Regions from separate parts of the Mus musculus genome. Here regions 1 and 2 are each linked to region 3. Evidence: chromatin loops called from intact Hi-C (ENCODE). Cell type or tissue: left cerebral cortex. All regions are shown on one strand.

What was found. Peaks named below come from ENCODE experiments on the same cell type or tissue, not always from the same donor. Only the 100,000 strongest peaks of a DNase experiment are listed, where the experiment ranks them.
Region 1: a loop joins it to region 3, with 7 times the contacts of the local background. A loop is called at or near these places in 19 of 42 quality-filtered maps.
Region 2: a loop joins it to region 3, with 6 times the contacts of the local background. A loop is called at or near these places in 19 of 42 quality-filtered maps.

Annotation. Positions count from the first base shown.
Region 1 is chr2:35,287,784-35,290,283 of GRCm38, forward strand. All of the region lies in intron 3 of Gsn (gelsolin), which reads left to right. Among named protein-coding and RNA genes, the nearest start is that of Gsn, 6.7 kb to the left of the region's middle. In left cerebral cortex, a CTCF peak has its summit at 1,427 (motif pointing right); a DNase peak (open chromatin) is centred at 1,435.
Region 2 is chr2:35,296,635-35,299,134 of GRCm38, forward strand. Gsn (gelsolin) reads left to right here. Exons shown (of 17, transcript NM_146120.4): 10 at 2,161-2,294. Among named protein-coding and RNA genes, the nearest start is that of Gsn, 16 kb to the left of the region's middle. In left cerebral cortex, a CTCF peak has its summit at 1,490 (motif pointing right); a DNase peak (open chromatin) is centred at 1,496.
Region 3 is chr2:35,396,511-35,399,010 of GRCm38, forward strand. 4930402F06Rik (RIKEN cDNA 4930402F06 gene) reads right to left here and starts at 664. Exons shown (of 6, transcript NM_001080709.2): 1 at 396-664. In left cerebral cortex, a CTCF peak has its summit at 1,169; DNase peaks (open chromatin) are centred at 771, 1,233 and 2,044; H3K4me3 peaks cover 259 bases.

The DNA of each region.
Region 1 (2,500 bases), 110 kb before region 3:
ACCAGACATCCGCTGGGACTTTTGCTTAGAAAAGGGCTCTGAGCTAGAAAATGCACAGCTCCAGCCTCACCAAGGAGTTTTTTAGTTACGTAACACAGTTTGACTTTTTATCTTTTTTCGTGGAAATTTTAGTGCCTTGCTCCCATATCTCACTAGCTATGTCAAGCTTGATATACATTCGACAAGAATAAGAAGCAGCTCTGAAATGAAGGACCCTGGGACCCCACCCCTGTAGGCACAGACCAAATAGTGTTGGTCACTCTGGTTCTTCCACGAACCTCCTCTCATCACTGTATATTAAATTCAGGGAATGGCTCGTTAAACAGCTCACTCTGGAGAATTTTGTTCAAAGAATTTGATCTCTTCCTGCCTCACCCCAAAATTAGATTAGACAGCAACAATCAATCCCTCAAAAAAAAAAAGTTTAAAAAACTAATAGAATGCCGGCCGGTGGTGGTGCACGCCTTTAATCCCAACACTTGGGAGGCAGAGCAAGTGGATTTCTGAGTTTGAGGCCAGCCTGGTCTACAAAGTGAGTTCCAGGACAGCCAGGGCTACACAGAAAAACCCTGTCTCGAAAAACAAACAAAACAAAACAAAACCAACCAACCAACCAACCAAACAAACAAAAAGTAATAGAAAAAAAATCTCAAATTCCCATCCTTTCCCTTGTAGATTCACTGGTGTCTTCTAAGAACTAGCTTTATTTATTATGTGTGTGTGTGTCTGTGTGTCTGTACATATACATGTGTATATATGTGTGTGTGGATAGGTGTATGTATCTATGTATGTGTGTGTATGTAAGCATATATATATGTATATATGTATGTGTATATGTGTGTGTAATATGTGTATGTATGTGTGTATGTGGTTGTGTGTATGTGTATATATGTATGTGCATATGTACATGTATATCTATAATATATATTTATTTACATGTGTGTGTGTATGTGTGTGTGTGTGTGTGTGTGCGCAGCACTGAGTAGCACGCATCAGGACTCTCAGGCTCACCAGCTAAGAGTTGATGCCATGACAGTTCCTACCTCAGTGGCTGTTGTGAGTCTTGCATGGACAATGGGTGCCAGCCTTATCGCTGCTCATTCATGTGGCCCTGGGGTCCTGTGGGTGACTGTGGAGGAAGCACAGAGTGCTAGGGTATACTGCCCAGTGTCTGCCCCTCACCTCGTCCCCAGTGACTGCCTCAGCCCTTGCCCTCCTCCAGCCCTCACATCACTCTGGGTCTCAGGCACCATGGCCATCTGGCCTCCGATTCATTCTTTCTGTGATGGGGAAAGTTCCATCCAGGATGGAAGCCACGGGTGTAGCCTTGCCCCACAATGAGGTCATTCCACCCAGTGGCACCACAGCTCTTCCTGGTGATGGGCAATGCTGATAGACTTTACGTCCACACCAAGAAGGGACACCAGAGGGCGCTCCAGTCCCCAGAAACTTGAAACTGCTTGAACCTGGGCCTAAGAACTGATATCAGGAAGAATGACATAATTTTTCAGATTCAGACGAACTTGGGTTTGATCCCAGCGTCACCTGCCCCACTGTGAGCGCTTGAGCGAGGCCCATCATGTGTGGGCTCTTCTCCCCCTCACCTGTGAGATACATGTGGAATGTGTGGTGTAGTGACTATGATCACGTCTATTCTACTTACTGTTACTGTGCCTTACAGGAGCTGCCTCTGCCTACACCATCAAGGTTGTAAGACTAGGGTCAGTGCAAGGAGGTGGGCTGATAGGGTCCTGGCTGGGGTGGTCTGAGAACCTATAGAAGCCTCTGAACTCCCACCTCCATGGTGTGTGGAATAGGGAGATGTACGGGACCCAGGGCAGACAGCAAGGCTGTCTTGAGTGTGCCACAGGCTTGCTGAGCACACCTGAGGAAATCACTTCACGTCTCTGGGCTTTGGTCAGGTTGGACACAATGAGTGTAAGGTGGAGGGCTGTTGAGTACCTGAAGCTGGAGACATTCCAGACAGCTTCCTTTGGCTTCCCACTGAACTAATGAATGTCTTGCAACGGGGTGGGGTGGAAGAGTGGTGAGCTAGGGAGAGACTGTGTGAAACAGGGCAAGCGTGGCTGTTCACCATAGGAACCTTTGGTATGTCCATGTTTGTTGTGTGACAGTCAGGGTCCGTGAGTAGGAGCACCCCCTACACTTGGATGATGGATCCCTTTCCTTGAAGATTCTCCGTGTAGCATGCCACAGTGTGCCCTTTGGGAAATGCTGGTTTTGAGAGAGAGATGTTTGCGGTCCTTTGATCCAGGAAGTGGCTCTCAGGATCTTTTAGGTGCAGTGGAAGGTTCAGAGGGATGTAATGTGGAGGGAATCTTAGCCATGTGGTTTTGGTAGATGTTATTTATTTTTTTCTGAACCTCAGAAAAGAATGTCTCGGTATCAGACACTAACAGCGAAAGTCCTGGTTGAGCTGAGCATCTCTCCACCAGCCAGAAGTTTCTTCCCCTCAGTCCTGCGACCCCTGTGTATCTAC
Region 2 (2,500 bases), 100 kb before region 3:
CTGGCCCCGTTACACCAGCTAAAGGATAGAGAAGGGCAGATTGAGGCTTTATCAATGTAGTCAAACTGGGGAGAACAAAAAAAAGGGGCCCCAAGCCCTCCCCCAAGTCCATCTTCACAGCACTGACTTGAGCTTTGGGTTTAGATATAGGGAGAGTTGGGGCTAGAGGTGTGTATGAATAAGCAGTCTTGGGCCAAGCATGGCGTGGTTAATCATCTGATATCTAGTCTGCATATCGAGGCCAGTTTGACTCCAGGGTGCGCCCCGCTCTCTTGGATATTCCCCATCACTGGAGGCGACGAGCTCCTCAAGAGTGAGCACAGGTTCAGGGCAATGACTTATCTGAGTGCCTTCAGCCTTGAAGGAGCAAAGGCAGATGAGATAGGTCTGCGAGACTCCTCTTGAAGTAACGTGTCTATAAGCAGAGCTGAGCAAGTGATGCAGACCTAAACAAGATGGAGAATTCCGTGTTCTCCTGGCTTCAGTTACCCTGTGAGCCAGTGCTTTCTAACAAAAAGCAGTTTCTAAGTACTTGTTACAGTGTCACTGTGCCTGGGCTGGCTTTGGCTAGATGCCTCCCTTCCCTGTCTCTCTACCTGCTATAGCTCACACCCAACCTCTACCGCCCCGAGGGTGTTTCTCCCAAGTTTACACCACAGCCTGTGGTACATGAGATTCTTCACTTCCACTTTTTTTGTTTGTTTGATTTTTAACAATCAACATTCCCTGAGTACCTACTGTGTGCCAGGCTCCCAGACTCCATCTTCCTCCCCAGGAGTGCCTGGGTGGGAAGGGAGGTGACCACAGCCACAGTAGAGTCTTGAAATCCGTTGTTCCCGGAGCTGAAGGGAACCTCTGGGATTTTGTGGGAACACAGGGAAGGCAGTGGGAATGGGGTGGCTGGGATTGGCTAGCACAGTAGGAGCGGGAGTTTGCTGTGAGGGAGTAGGGACACATTCCAGGCAGGACCTGTTTTTTGAGGAGCATGGTGCCAGAGGGACCATGAGTGCAGCACATGGGGTACGGCAGTAATAAAATAGCTTGGGTTTTCTTTTGGTTTTAGTAGATGTATGACAGATTTGGTTCTGTGCTTTAAAGGCCCGCCATAAAAAATAGGTAAGAGGTAGAAACATGAGCTAGAACATCTGGGAATGGGGAGGGGTCGTTCTGATCGGTTAGGGGAGAGATAAAGCACCCGGGAGTGGGGAGACAGGGTGCAGGTGGAGAGGTGGAGGTGTGCTCATAGATGCTTGGGGCCCAGAGTCCATTCCAGGTCAGCGTCCACTGTTCCCCTAAGAGGCATAGCGACAGTCACCATTACTGTCACGGGTGCTGTTCTCTCCGTACTACTGGCCAGTGTGCAGAGGAGGCAGCGAAAGCGTTTGGTAGACAGAGAGTTGAGCCTGGCCATTTACTCAACCTCTCTGAGCCTCAAATGCTCCTCACCTCCAAGACTCCATGCTGCGGGCTCAGTGCCTCCACTTGACCACTAGGTGTCACTGGAGGGCCTCCCGATGACTGGTTGCTAGCGCTGTTTGTACAGATCTGCCTGCAGAGGGAGGTCATTATGAGCCCACCCAACTATGGCCCCGATGAATAAAGTGACCTATAAAATCCATAGGGAGAGTGGAAATACTGGTGATATAATGCCGATCCTGTTAATGGCAGTTGGGCCTAATAGAGCTAGCTTGTGGTAGGGGCATCATGGCATCTTCATGACTAGAATGGAAGGCTTGACACCATTTATGGCTGTTGTCACCATCACTTTTCAGGTGAGAAAGCTGAGGCTCTGAGAGGGGCCATCGGAAGTCATATGACCTCTCAGGGGGCATGGCTTAGGTTTGACTCAGGCTTGGCTCAATCTTCTAATCTAGAGCTGTCTTGAGGGGCTTTTCAGGGGGGAGAAACAGATCATCTGGTCAGACGTGGTGGGAAGAGGTAGAGCGGGAACTCTGCGATCATATCCTGCTGTGCCTCTCAAGGGCTCTGAGCGCCGGGCAAATTATTTAACTTTATTTAACTTTGCTTGGGCCTGGATGGCACCGCGTTCCCATGAAAAACTTGTCCTGTTCTCCACACTGTCCACTATACTGGGGTCCCAGCTTGCCCAGGGTGACAGAGGGCACACTGCAGTGTCTGACCTCAGCTCTGCCTCTGCAGATCTGGAGAATTGAAGGTTCCAACAAGGTGCCAGTGGACCCTGCCACATACGGGCAGTTCTATGGAGGCGACAGCTACATCATTCTGTACAACTACCGCCACGGTGGCCGCCAGGGACAGATCATCTACAACTGGTGAGGAGCCTGGGCTAACTGCTGAGTCTTAGGGGGGAGTTTGTGGAGCCATAACTGTGCCTGAATATGCTGACAAAGGGAGTCTGGAGTATAGAGGCCTGAGCTTGGACAGCCATACCTTGCTGGGGCCCGTTCTCAAGCAGAGTCACAACCCTGAACTTCTTGTCATGCCCAACTTAGGGACAGAGACACACCAACCCAGCAGC
Region 3 (2,500 bases):
AAGCCATGCACAAAAAGCAAATTGTTCTAATGGCAGTCATTTCCAAGGTCCCAAGACTAACAGTCCCACAGGAAAGTTTTAAAACCCCCGATGTCAAGCCTACACCAAGACAACTGAACAGCAGCAATCTTTGGATGGGATCCAGATGTGAATATTCTCAATCCAGGAAATTCCAAGATGCAGCCAATTGTAAATTGTGAATAAATGTTGTGTCCCTTGCCACTAAGAAAGACAAAAACTCCGTTGGGCTGCCTGTGGATTCTGGAGACGGTGTTCCACCACAGGGAGTGTCCGACTGTCTCCTGTCCACCTGATAAATATACAAAGCAGTAAGCTGCCCAAGAAACCCTGGAGGAGGTCGTCAAGTGGTCGCCGCTACTGGGATGCTTTCTTACCCAATGGATGCTGATGACCAGTGTCACCTATAAAGTTGAGTAGCCCAGAGAGGGGTGGGACAGGTTGTTGAAGGCTATAGCTCCCCTTGATAGAGCAGTTGAAGCAAGGGCCACTGAATTCCAGATCACTTCTTGGTGTGTGTTGTGTTGCTACCACCAAAATACCGAAGCTGGGTGCTTTACAAAAAGAAAAAAAAATGTTCCTCCAGCTCCAGATGTCCCAGAATCCATTCAGTTTCTGTTGAAAACCATGTGGCAGTCAGCCAGAGGCACTGTGTGGAGCGGAGCATGGGTTTGAGTGGTGGAGGGGAGCTGCCAGGCTTGCTAACAACCATGTCACAGAAGCCCATCTCCAGAGCGACAGCTCACTCATAGAAAAGCATTAATCCCTAGTCAATGCCTAACACAGCACTATCCACTGGAACCAAACCTCAGTGTGAACTCCACGGGGAGAACCACATCTCAACCATACCACACCTACAAACAGTAGCACCCTTGGCGCACATAAGCAATGTGTCTCTCCTCTAAGTCAGCGTTAAGATTCCCTCCTACTTCCCTTATGCCTTCTTTATTAACTGTGGTATATGTAGGGTTGATTTCTACCTGTTTATTTGATAAACTGCACAGTACACCTACAGCACCACTAAGCTATAGAGCTAGTTCCATTTATATGAAGGATCAATAGCATTTATACAAATGACGCTGCCTTTAATAGCACCAAAAAGAATGTTTTCATCACTCCAGAAACTGGTTCTCTTTGGAACTCCTGCCCCCTGGTGTCCACGAGAGGGAACTGCTTTGTCTTAGCTCTGGTTTCTAGGGAGGAAGTGGAGCTTTAGAGTTTCCCACACAGGCAAACAGATAAATCTGTTAGTGAACTCTGAAAGAGTGTAATTCCAGCCGCTCCAAGATTGCCACGAATGACATTTCTTGAGATGGGGTGAAGTTTGCCACCCTGTGCAAGTGTGAATCACTTAGCAGTGCCCTTGTATCCACCCACTACATGCCAGTAGCACCCACACTCACGATCCAGTTAGGACAAGCAAAAAAAAAAAAAAAAAAAAAAATGCAAATGCAGCCACTGTCATTGCCAAGTGGCTGCGAGGGCTGGAAGGGAGATGTGAGCTGAGAGCCGCTGATGTGCTGCTGTGGGGAGACAAGGAGGCCAGGACTTACTGCCCTGCGAGCAGCACGGAACCCTGTTGGCCATGGCACTGGCATAGAGCCTCAACCTGAACCCAAGCTGAAACCCCGAGGTCGCAGCTTGTGAACCACAGGGAAAAGGTTCTGTCTGCTGGACCACAGATGGAAATGCTAGTAGCAGGGATGTGAGAGAGCTGGTCCCATCTCCAGTCGAGAAGCAGAGAGATGCTGATGCTCTGCCTGCCTTCTCCTTTGTATTCAGTCTGGGACCCCACATTGACTGGTGCCATCCAGTTAGAATGAGCCTTGTTACCTCTGTCCACCCAACCTAGCAACTCCCTTGTAGACAAGCCCGATGTCTGTTACACTGGGAGGGAGTGGGGAGCATGCCTAGGCTGGAAAGATGGCTCAGCTGATAATGTGTCTGCCACGTGAACACTAATCTGATCCCAGAGAACGCCCATAAACTGTCTAGGTGTGAGGGCATGCCACTGGAACTCCAGGGCTGCTGTTGTGAAGACTGCAGACCATGACCTGCAGCTTGGAGTCCAGCCAGTCTATCCAATCAGCAAACTCCACTCAAGTTCAGTGCCTGTTAGCCTAGCCAATCGGCAAGCTCCATTCAGGTTCAGTGCTAGCCAGTCTATCCAATCAGCAAACTCCACTCAAGTTCAGTGCCAACCACTCTAGACAGTCAGTGAGCTCCGTTCAGGGGTAGTGAGACCCTGGCTCAAAAGATAGGGTAGAGAACAATTGAGTTAGACATCTGATGTCAACTCCTGGACTCCACAATGCACAAAGACAAACGTGCAAAACACACATCTGCATGTGCATTCATGTACACACACACACACACACACACACACACACACACACACGTCCTCTGAGGCATGATGGAATAGATGTTGCTGCATTCCCCCACTCTTTCAGTAGATCCCTGTGAGACAGAGCCTGTGAGATGA